Regions from separate parts of the Homo sapiens genome. Here region 2 is linked to region 1. Evidence: chromatin contacts called from ENCODE Hi-C or POLR2A ChIA-PET data. All regions are on one chromosome and are shown on one strand. Each heading gives the region's core, a stretch centred on a gene start or an enhancer-like site at or near the end of the contact. The rest is flanking DNA. Distances are from core to core; before and after follow the strand shown.

Region 1 (5,294 bases), core at 166-2,665:
TGCCTGTAAAGCCCTTCTCCCTGTCCTTCTAACATATACCCACTCACCCTACTCTGCGGCAGTTTTGGGTCTTCAGGGAAACTTTCCACCTCAGCCTCTCTCCACATACACAGCATTTCTCTTTCTAATTGAAGCTGTCTCTACTCCCCATTTCTCCTTTTTTTCTTTTCTTTTCTTTTCTTTTTTTTTTTTTTTTCGACACAGTATCTCACTCTGTCACTCAGGCTGGAGTGCAGTGGTGTAAACACAGCTCACTGGCACCTCAACCTCCTGGGCTCAAGAGATCTTCCCACCTGAGCCTCCCAGGAAGCTGGGACTACAGGCGTGCATCACCACACTGCACCTGGCTAATTTAAAACTATAAACATTTTGTAGAGATGGGATCTCGCCGTGTTAACCAGGCTGGTCTTGAATTCCTGTCTCAAGCAGTCCTCCCGCCTCAGTGTGAACCACAGTGCCCAGCCCCTACTTCTTGAAATCATGGGTGACAGCATGCACAAATATCCTGAAGTCTTTCTTACAGAGTATTTTCTAAAGAGACCAACATTTATTTGAGAAGGGAAGCACCTGTTCTTCCCACGGCAGTGGTAGTAGGACAACAATGCGCAGCTGAATTGGGATGAGGGGCCAGGACAAAGCAGAAATCTGCTGCAGAGAGCAGGAAAGATATTCTGTAGCAGGATCTGGGCAAGCGGCACTCATCCATATCCTTTGCATTGCAAAGAGAGGAGCTACCTCCTTCCTTTTTATTTTCCAGTTTATTGGTGGCTCCTAGAACCTCTGAGAACTAACTGATTTTGACCTCTTAACAGTTGCCTTTCAACTACCATTCATTTACTGCAAGCCTACTGTGTAACAGGCCCTTGCTAACCACTTCAGATATATTGTCTCTTGTCCAGCTTCAAGTGACTCTCTTAGGGAGGGATTAGCCTCACCTCACTAGTATGGAAATGGAGACTTGGAGTAATCAAGTGACTTGCTCTGAATTACACAGCTGGGAAGTGGTGAAGCTGGAATTCAACTCAAGTTATGTCTAGATCTAAAACTCATGCTCTTTTCTATGCTCAAAGCTGCATATCAAAACTGAACTTTAGCATGGAGTCTATGATGACTGGCTCATGTCTCTCCACCCAGCACCTAGCCCAAGGCCAAGCACAGAGAAGGCTCACAGTGGACACTTTTGGAATGAGTAGATTTTTTATGGAATGGTTGGTAAATGAAGGCCTGGGCACGGTGTGAACAGTGTTGTGGGACAGCAGAGGAGGGGGTAGTGGCTGATTAGGGGACGTGGAGAAGCCTCTGCAGAGGAACAGAAATGAGTGAGGCCTGGAGAAATAAGTAGTCAGACAAAGACGGACAATTCAGCATTCTCACAGCAAAGACCACTAACAGGCAATTCACAGAACAGGAAACCCAAAGGCCGTGAATAGGTGCTCTGCATCACTAACAGTCAGAAAAATGCAAATTATCTCATGCACAGTAGATGAGAATACAAACTGGAAAAGTGTGTTAGGAGAGCTATTTAATAGCATCTATCACAATTATAAATGAGGTATGTTCTTAAATGTGTGTACAAACATTGTGATAGAAAAAATGGAAATATTCATTAGTAGGGAACAAACTAAACAAGAACACATTTATACCATTTAAAAATATTATGCCACGTTTGGCTGGGCACAGTGGCTCACACCTGTAATCCTAACACTTTGGGAGGCTGAGGAGGGCAGATTGCCTGAGCCCAGGAGTTTGAGACAAGCCTGGGCAACATAGCCAGAGGCAGTCTCTAGGGGAAAAAAAAAAATATATATATATATATATGTGTATATATATATATATATATATATATATATGCACACACATATGTGGCATATGTATATATATGTATATATATGTATATATATGTGTGTGTATATATATATACACATATGTGGCATATATATACATATATATATGCCATTTTTAAAAGAATAAAGGGAATCTGCATGCACTGACATGGAAAGATTGCCAAAGACGTACACTTAAATGAAAAAAGGTAAATTGCAGAGCAGTAAGGATATAGTGTTCTCATTTTATTATGTTTTTAAAGGGTACAAGTGTGCCTGTGTATAGATATGTGTGTATATAAGTGCATAGACAAAATACTAGATGAATACCAATCGTTAACAGTGGTTATTTACCTCTTAGGAGGGGAGTAGGAATGGAGGAGATTGAAGAATGACTTTCACTTTAAAAAGTGAGATGTGATTCATTGAGAAAAACAGCACATTACTTCTATGGCATTCACATCAAAAGTGCGTAACTTGAATATAACCATGAGGTACACTCTAAAAATACTGGACTTATCTCTTCAAAACTGTCAGTGGCAGGAAATGCAAAGAAAGACCGAGGAACTGTACCGCATTAAAGGAACAATTGGCAACATCCAGATCTAGGTTAGAGGACAGTACTGCATTAACATTATTTCCCCAATTTTTATATTTACATTGTGGTTATGTAAGAGAATGTCTTGGTTTTATTTTTCAGGTCGAGCACACTGAACTACCTGGAGTAAAGGGGCATCATGTCTGAAACTGATGCTTAAGTGGCTCAGAAAAAAAATTCTGGGAGCTAGAGGGAGAGAGAGACAGAGGAGTGTGGTAAAAAGTTAACATTTTGGGGATCTGCGTAAAGGTATATGAGGATTCTTTGTACAGATTTTGCAATTTTTCTCCAAATGTGAAATTATGTCAAAATATAAAATTAAAAGACAAAATTAAAAGAATGAATGAGAGTTTGCTAGGTAGAGAAGCAGGGGGATCTTCTGGCAAAGGAACAGGATAAGCAAAAGCATCACAAGTGTGCGAGTCTTCTGTGTTGACAAACAAGCCCTGACTCTGAATATCCAGGACTAGCATGGTGTGGGGAGACGGGGATTAGACGTATGATGAGCAGCATAACCCACAAATGGACACATTTCCCTGCTACCTAAGATTGGAAGTAAAGACTTTAGGCCTACATTATACCCAGCCTCAAGAGTTGCAAGACATAACATGAGTTCTCATGGCGGCTCAGTCTTTGCATTGGCAGTGTCTCTTCATCCAGTGACTGTGTGGAACAATGGAAGCCCTAGAATCATGGCTGAAAGGGACATCTAGTCCAACTCTCTCATTTTGCAGAAGGGACAACTAAGATGCAAAATGAAGAGATTTGCAAGGCCCCAGCAAAGGTTAGTGTTAAAACTGGCCTGCAGGCCGGGTGTGGTGGCTCACACCTATAATCCCAGCACTTTGGGAGGCCTAGGAGGGTGGATCACCTGAGATCAGGAGTTTGAGACCAGCCTGCCCAACAAGGTGAAACCCTGTCTCTACTAAAAACACAAAAATTAGCCAGGTGTGGTGGCACACGCCTGTAATCCCAGCTACTGGGGAGGCTAAGGCAGGAGAATCGCTTGAACCCAGGAGGTGGAGGTTGCAGTGAGCCGAGATTGTGCCACTGCACTCCAGCCTGGGCAACAAGATCGAAACTCCGTCTCAAAAGAAAAAACTGGCCTACATTTCACAATCCATCACTCTTTCTATTTGCACCAACGTCTAAATGATAAGGGAGAAGAAATAGAAGGCTAGCAAGGGAAGTGACTGAATGTTAAAGTTTGGATGTTTTTTATTTGCACAAACTTAGTGTCTGTACAATTTTAAAAGTAAACAATATAGATACCAATGTTATTGTAGAAACTGTTGTCACTTAAGCCAATAGCTTCCAACTGGTAAGTGATATTCAATTCAGGCTCCTAGGTCTGAAGCAGCAATCAAGGTGATTCTCAGGAATTCTCAATGACATTGGTACCCATCTGGATTTGTTGAAAAGTTTAACATCCTTTTGTATTATTCATGATTTTGCAGTTCTTCAAATTGCAAAGTGATGGAGAGAGCACACAATTTTCAACCAGCCTATGAAATCGTTCTTGAAAATGTGGAAATTCATAGAGATGGCTTTTAATTTTTCTTGGAGACCGCCTTTCCTTATGAAATAATGAAATTTAAAAATATATATTATAAATTAAACTACATACATGATAATATTCTCATTACAATAAAATCCTAGGGATAAGGAACTAGTATTGCAAGGGCACCATTCCCGTTTTTTATTATTATTCCTAGTTGGAATTTTATTCCTCAAGGCTTAGCTCTAAGTGACTATATAATGAATACTGACTGGCAAAACTATTGGGATTCTAATTTAAGAATCATCAGATTCTGCACAAGAAATCTTGAAGCATGTCATCAGTAACATGTGGAGAAGCTGCCTAAAAAGGCATGCCTTTCTTTTAAATGTCCATGAGCCCTGGATCCACAGATTATGAGACATGAAGGATCACGCATGCTCAAACAGGGCTTATTTAGGTGTCATCTATAGAGGGGCTGCTCTCTTCAGCTGCCCGTCCCGGACCCGGGAATTATGTCTACAGTTTTCAGTTTCGACATGTCTTTGCGGCAATGCTACCATGAATTATTTTACTTGGGACTTTAGATTAACCACAAAAGAAACTAATTGAAAATAACTAAGATCATTCTGTCATGTGAGCCACAGTTGACTACAGTCAACTTAAGCACAATTATATATGATAAACTATAGACGTGATACTTTGTGTTTCAACCATTATTATCCATTGTTTCTTACTCAACTGGTGAAACCATTAGCAATATGGGGCTTTAAAAGGACTGTCTCTGTGATATCCTCTTCCTCTGCCTCCCTTCGGGATCTGATATTCTTCTATGGTTGACTGACGAGTCTGCATATGGGTGTTGTATTTCTTATATCACACCTATTAATTGCAGAAGTTTCTGTCTCCCTATCCCCAATACCTCAAACTTCCTGTTTCCTGTACAGTCTTCAACAACTCTATCTGCATGGCTCTAGCAATCCCTGTTCTTACTTGCTATGGACAGATCTGTTAAAATCCTGGAACTGCCACACAGTTTCTTCAGAATGTTTGATGTCTCCCTCCAGAGAATGGCTTTTTTCTCATTGTGCTATGCCGTTGCTCTCAGAACTTACCCCCTGGAACTTTCTCTTTTCTGTGCCTACGCTCAGCTGCGTGGAAATAGTGAGAGAGGTTTTATTATCATCTATGTTGGTTTCTTGGCACAGAGAGAATCTACCTATCTGAATATTAGCCAAAGAAAGCTCCAGACTGGTAAGAAAGCTCAGTTAGTGAACGGCCGGGCAGGGTGGCTCATACCTGTAATCCCAGCAATTTGGGAGGCCGAGGCAGGAGGATCCCTTGAGCCCAGGAGTTTGAGATCAGCCTGGGCAAT
Region 2 (5,294 bases), core at 1,598-4,097, 220 kb before region 1:
TTAGCAGAGGGTCATATAGAGCTTTCGCTAAGTTATTAGTCATATTAAGGCCTTTGTCTATGGAGAGAGAGAGAGAAGGCCTCATCTCCCATTACCTCTGTCCCAAACGTTCAGTCAGTGAACCACCTGGCTTACAAAATATTTATTCAGAAATTTAAAATGACCCTCAAATCATACTAAGAAACAAGAAAGAAAGGGAAAATGTATCAACAGAAACAGTCAATATAACAAGATTATGGAAGTTGTTTTTTCTTCCTTTAAATATACTGACTATGGATGCCTGTTCCCCACCTCCAACTGTCCACAAAAGGCAAAAAGAAAATATACCATATGTATATTTACAATATCTGTAAAATGACAAGCATAAATAAAACCCATTTAAATCTAATCAAGAAGCTACTTTTAAAAAGGTTTCTAGGGAAGATTTAAAGGCTGTATAAAAGTTTCTATCTATCTGCTGATAGCTAGCAATCTGGAAGCTACATTCTTTCAGTTATCCTATTATTTCTTTTAACATTTCCTTGTCTACTTCCTGACTCCTTTTTTTCTCCAGTGTCTGGTTCTCTGCTTACTTGTTCCTTGGTGAAACAAATCCAGAACAATTTGCTTTTTTCCTATAATTTTTTTTAGGTCAGATTTGCTTCACATCTTCCTCCAGACCTTAGATCAAACATGTTCAGGCTCACACTTCAAACTGTTTACAGGATATATCACAAATGTTTATATTACATTCATTGCAAGCTATAACATATCCAAAGCACAACCTACCATTCCAACTCCACTTGAAATGGGCATAAATACCTTCTCCCCTATTGTTATGAGTGCCTCAAAACAGGTTTGTTTGCATCTTAACCTAATATTTCACTCCCATTGTCCAATCAGAATAGGTCTTAAAATTCCACATTATATTCCTTTAAAATGTCTTTCCAAGCCAGTACTTTGGTTCCCCCTTCCAGTCATTACAGTTGTTCATCACCTGAGATCTAAGACTGTTTTCCCTGTGCCTTCAATTTCATTTGATACATACCAGCGAGATTCTCTCTAAATCCAGTTTCATATTTTACTATTAATTTTTATCAAAGCAATACACATGGTTTTTAAAAACTCTAAAAATACTAAAATACCATGTAAGAAACAATACCAGTTCTCTCCTCCTTATGCCAGCTCCCATTCCCAAGAGGCAACCACTTACACCTCTTGCTATTTCTTTTGGTATTTACTTGAATATTTCTAAATCATGTTCATTCTGTTTTTTTTTAATGGATTTATCTATCTAATTTCTAAATTCATAATAAAAGAGGATTTAATTATCTTATAACACCCTATCTGAATTTCTTCTCCCTCCATCCTCAGGTTAAATTTATATTCAATTTATATAATGACTATGTAGTGAATGAAGTACATTATTTTTCTTCTTACACAACATTTTAATTTTTCTGAATTTAATAGCAGTTTAGTTGTTTCATTTACTTGGCCTAAAAAGTCTACCTACTACCCTACCAGCCACCAGTACTTCATCTCTCCAAGTTTAGTCATCTTCACATCTCTAGTGCCTTTTCATTATATTCCTGCTCCTTTATACTAGGAAAAATAGTTTTCACCATTCACTATCTGGGTCCAATGGGACCTTTTAATAAACTAAGTCATTTCATAATTTATAGAAGAATAAAGAGATAATGAAAAATAATTTTATAAGACATTTTAATGAGACTATAAAGACAGCAAACGCATATTATTCCATAAACATACCTGAAATATGCAACATGTGGAATGCAACTACTCATCAATTATCATGCATGAACCTAGATTACATCTGTTTAAAAATACTCATATCAGATTTTAAATATATTTCTTCTTTGCTTAATAACTGTAAAACATGGCCAGGCGCAGTGGCTCACGCCTGTAATCCCAGCAGTTTGGGAGGCCAAGGCAGGCGGATCACCTGAGGTCGGGAGTTCGAGACCAGCCTGACCAACATGGAGAAACCACGTCTCTACTAAAAATACAAAATTAGCCGGGTATGGTGGCACATGCCTGTAATCCTAGCTACTCGGGAGGCTGAGGCAGGAGAATCACTGGAACCCAGGAGGTGAAGGTTGCGGTGAGCCAAGATTGCACCATTGCACTCCAGCCTGGGCAACAAGAGAAAACTCCATCTCAAAAAGCAAAATTCCATCTCAAAAAAACAAAAACAAAAACAAAAAAACTGTAAAACATTTTCACTTTTAGATTCATAAGCAACAATCAGAATGATCAATTGAAAAAAAATTTTTCATTTCTATATCATCTATTTCCTTCTAATCGCCCCTGCATATATACCTGTCTACAGCATTTGCCCATTTGATAGAAACCAGATGAAGTAAATTTAGATGCACAAATATCATAAAATATAAAAAAAATCACATGTCCTTATCAAAGCAGGATGATTCAGATTCCTGTCATATATTGTGTGATGAACAATGTTCTGTTGAATGAGTAACTATGAGAATACTCTGCTTTTTTTTTTTACACAGAAATACATCATTCACTTATCAGTTCTTGAGTTTTAGAAAAAACATCTACCAATATCCACTGAAAAATCGTAGTCTGAGAATTACTTAAAAGATGAAGTTCATTACATCATTAGGTTCTAGTACCTAGACTACGTGTTTCTTTGCATTCATCTTCTGATTCATCTAAAAATTGTGAAAACATGTTTTGTCAATTTCCTATTTGCCATTTTGTGTGGAAAATATAAAATTGTGAATTCTCAGCCTTGTTCAATGAAAGTGAAAGAAGATTATAAAGACAGTGTGTCTCCAGACTTCTACTGCACATTCTTGAAAGATAATGCAATACTTTAGGCAGCACAATAATAAAAGTGAAGGATGATGTAACAGTGATGATTCATGTCACTCCTGCATTATCCTTCTAGGCAATTTCATCATTCTTCTGTTTTTTTAAAAAATTAATAATTTAGTCTTTTTCAGTACAACTGGAAATAATGAATAAGTAATGATAAAATTATTCCTAGGATGATGAAACAGTATAGTTTTTCAAGATATGGCAGGAGGCCATGAAGTATCTTAGATTTATAAAAGGGTCCAATGTACCCACACAGTAATTCTGAAACAGAATTAGTTTTATTGTGAAGAAAAGTAAAACTCTTCTCTAGTCTTTGGAAGACGTTTAAGAAAGAATCAAAGTATGTACTATCAATTCCTTTTTTTTGGAGACAGAGTCTCACTCTGTCGCTCTGGCTGGAGTACAACAGCCCCATCTCAACTCACTGCAACCTCCATCCGCCTCCCGGGTGCAAACAATCCTCCCATCTCAGCCCTCCAAGTAGCTGGTACTACTGCGACATGCCACCACACTTGGCTAACTTTAGTATTTTTTGTACAGATGGGGATTTGCTACGTTGCCCAGGCTGGTCTTGAACTCCTGGGCTTAAGTGATTCACCCGCCTTGGTCTCCAAAAGTGCTGGGATTACAGGCATGAGCCACTGCACCTGGCCTCAATTCTTACAAATAGTTAGAAACACTCAAAATAAAAAAAAATTTTCAAACTAAAATTGGGTCCAATAAACCTGACGGTATATTCAGGGTTAAACTAAACATTACAATTATTCCCAATATTTACCATTCGTTTATTATTCAACAAATATTAACTCAGTTACTATCATTTGCAAGCACTATTCTAGATGCTTGGGATATACATATCAATGAACAAAATAGACATTGCTTTCCTTGATAGAACTTATCGTCTAGTGGGAAAGTGAAACAATTAAAAACCAAACATATTAAATATGTAAATGATGTACATTAGAGAGGCATAAGAGCTTTGGAAAAAAGAAAAAGTAGAGCAGGGTAATGGAAATTGGGTACGGGTTATAATTTTACATAGGGTAGACAGAATACCCTTCACTGACATTTAAGCAACAACTTAAAGGAGATGGAAGAATTAGCCATGTACTTCTGCGGTAAGAGCATTCTAGGCAGTAGGCACAGCCAAAGCAAAGTTCTTAAGGCAAAAATATTCCTGATGTGTTTAAGGAACCGGAGACAGGCCAGTATGGCTAGAGTGCAGAAAATGAAGGGAATGTGAAGATAAGAGTACAGAGGTATTAGTTTATGAAGGGCTTTGTAGGCCATTATAAGGATTTTGACTTTTACTCTGAGTGAAACAAAAACTCGTAAGAGTAATATGATTTGACTTATAACTCAAAGAATCACTCCACTGAGAAGAAAAAATAGATGGGAAGGGCAAGTATAGAAGCAAGGAGATCAGTTAGAATGTTACTGCAATAATTCAGTCCAAAAAAGATAGTACCTCTGACCAGGGTGGAGTAGTGGGTATGCTGAGAAGTAGAGGAATTCTGAATATAATCTGGAGGTAAAGCTAATAAGATTTGTTGAAGAACTGGATATGAAAGTAAAAGAGGCCAGGCGTGGTGACTCATGCCTGTAATCCCAGCACTTTGGGAGGCCGAGGCGGGCAGATCACGAAGTCAGTAGTTCGAGACCAGCCGGGCCAACATGGTGAAACACTGTCTCTACTAAAAATACAAAAAATTAGCCAGGTGTGGTGGCAGGCGCCTGTAATCCCAGCTACTTGGGAGGCTGATGCAGGAGAATTGCTTGAACCCGGGAGGCAGAGGTTGCAGTGACCCGAGACCACACCACTGCACTCCAGCCTGGGCGACAGAGCGAGACTCCACCTCAGAAAAAAAAAAAAAAAGTAAAAGAAGAACACAGTAAAAGATGACTACCAGGTTTTTGGCCTCAGCAACTAAAATGATAATTACTGCAACTAAAAAATGCAGAGGAACATGTTTTGAGGGAAAGATGAATTTAGTTTGGACAGGCTGGATTAGCAATAGTATTAAAATATTCAAATGAAGATGTGGAGTATGCCATTGGATACTGGATTATGAGTCTTAAGTTTCAGAGACAGATCTGAACCGGAAATAAAATTTGTCAATTATGGCATGGAGATGGTATTTAGAACAGGACTGGGTGAGAGTACCAAGGGTTTGAGTGTAGAGAAAGGATAGAACATGAGCAAGAATTTAGGAGTAACCAGTGAGGTGAGAGGAAACTTGGTGGGGGAATAGGTCAGTGCCCCGTAACCAACTAAACACAATGTATCTATCAAAGAAGAGGTGTTATCGATTATGGTAAATGCCACCAATAGGGCAGGTAAGAAAAAGACTGAGAACTGACCCTTGAATTTATTAGGAAAGTCACTGGTGATCCTATTAAGAGAAGTTTGGATGGAATGGTGATGCAAAAACCTGGCTGGATTAAAAAGA

The links. Hi-C counts contacts between places; a loop is a spot of excess contacts on that map. ChIA-PET counts read pairs that join two places held with the same protein, here RNA polymerase II (POLR2A). Pooled maps may share reads with other maps.
Region 2: a map with no recorded cell type shows a loop between it and region 1 (2.0-fold over the local background). The contact joins two enhancer-like sites. A Hi-C loop is called at or near these places in 8 of 168 maps with a recorded cell type or tissue (CD4-positive, alpha-beta memory T cell, CD8-positive, alpha-beta T cell, Caco-2 and 4 more), 18 of 37 single-sample maps with no recorded cell type and 14 of 50 pooled maps. POLR2A ChIA-PET finds 5 or more read pairs at or near these places in 11 of 52 experiments (AG04449, CD4-positive, alpha-beta T cell, GM12878 and 7 more).

Annotation. Positions count from the first base shown.
Region 1 is chr9:37,071,097-37,076,390 of GRCh38, reverse strand. No RefSeq gene overlaps it. Among named protein-coding and RNA genes, the nearest start is that of PAX5, 39 kb to the right of the region's middle. Within about 2 kb of position 1,415, at least 3 of the 41 ENCODE cell types and tissues checked have a DNase peak (open chromatin) inside an H3K27ac peak, as active enhancers do; they include OCI-LY7, where a contact is called at or near this core.
Region 2 is chr9:37,288,577-37,293,870 of GRCh38, reverse strand. All of the region lies in intron 2 of ZCCHC7 (zinc finger CCHC-type containing 7), which reads right to left. Among named protein-coding and RNA genes, the nearest start is that of LINC01627, 100 kb to the left of the region's middle. Within about 2 kb of position 2,847, at least 8 of the 41 ENCODE cell types and tissues checked have a DNase peak (open chromatin) inside an H3K27ac peak, as active enhancers do; they include OCI-LY7, where a contact is called at or near this core.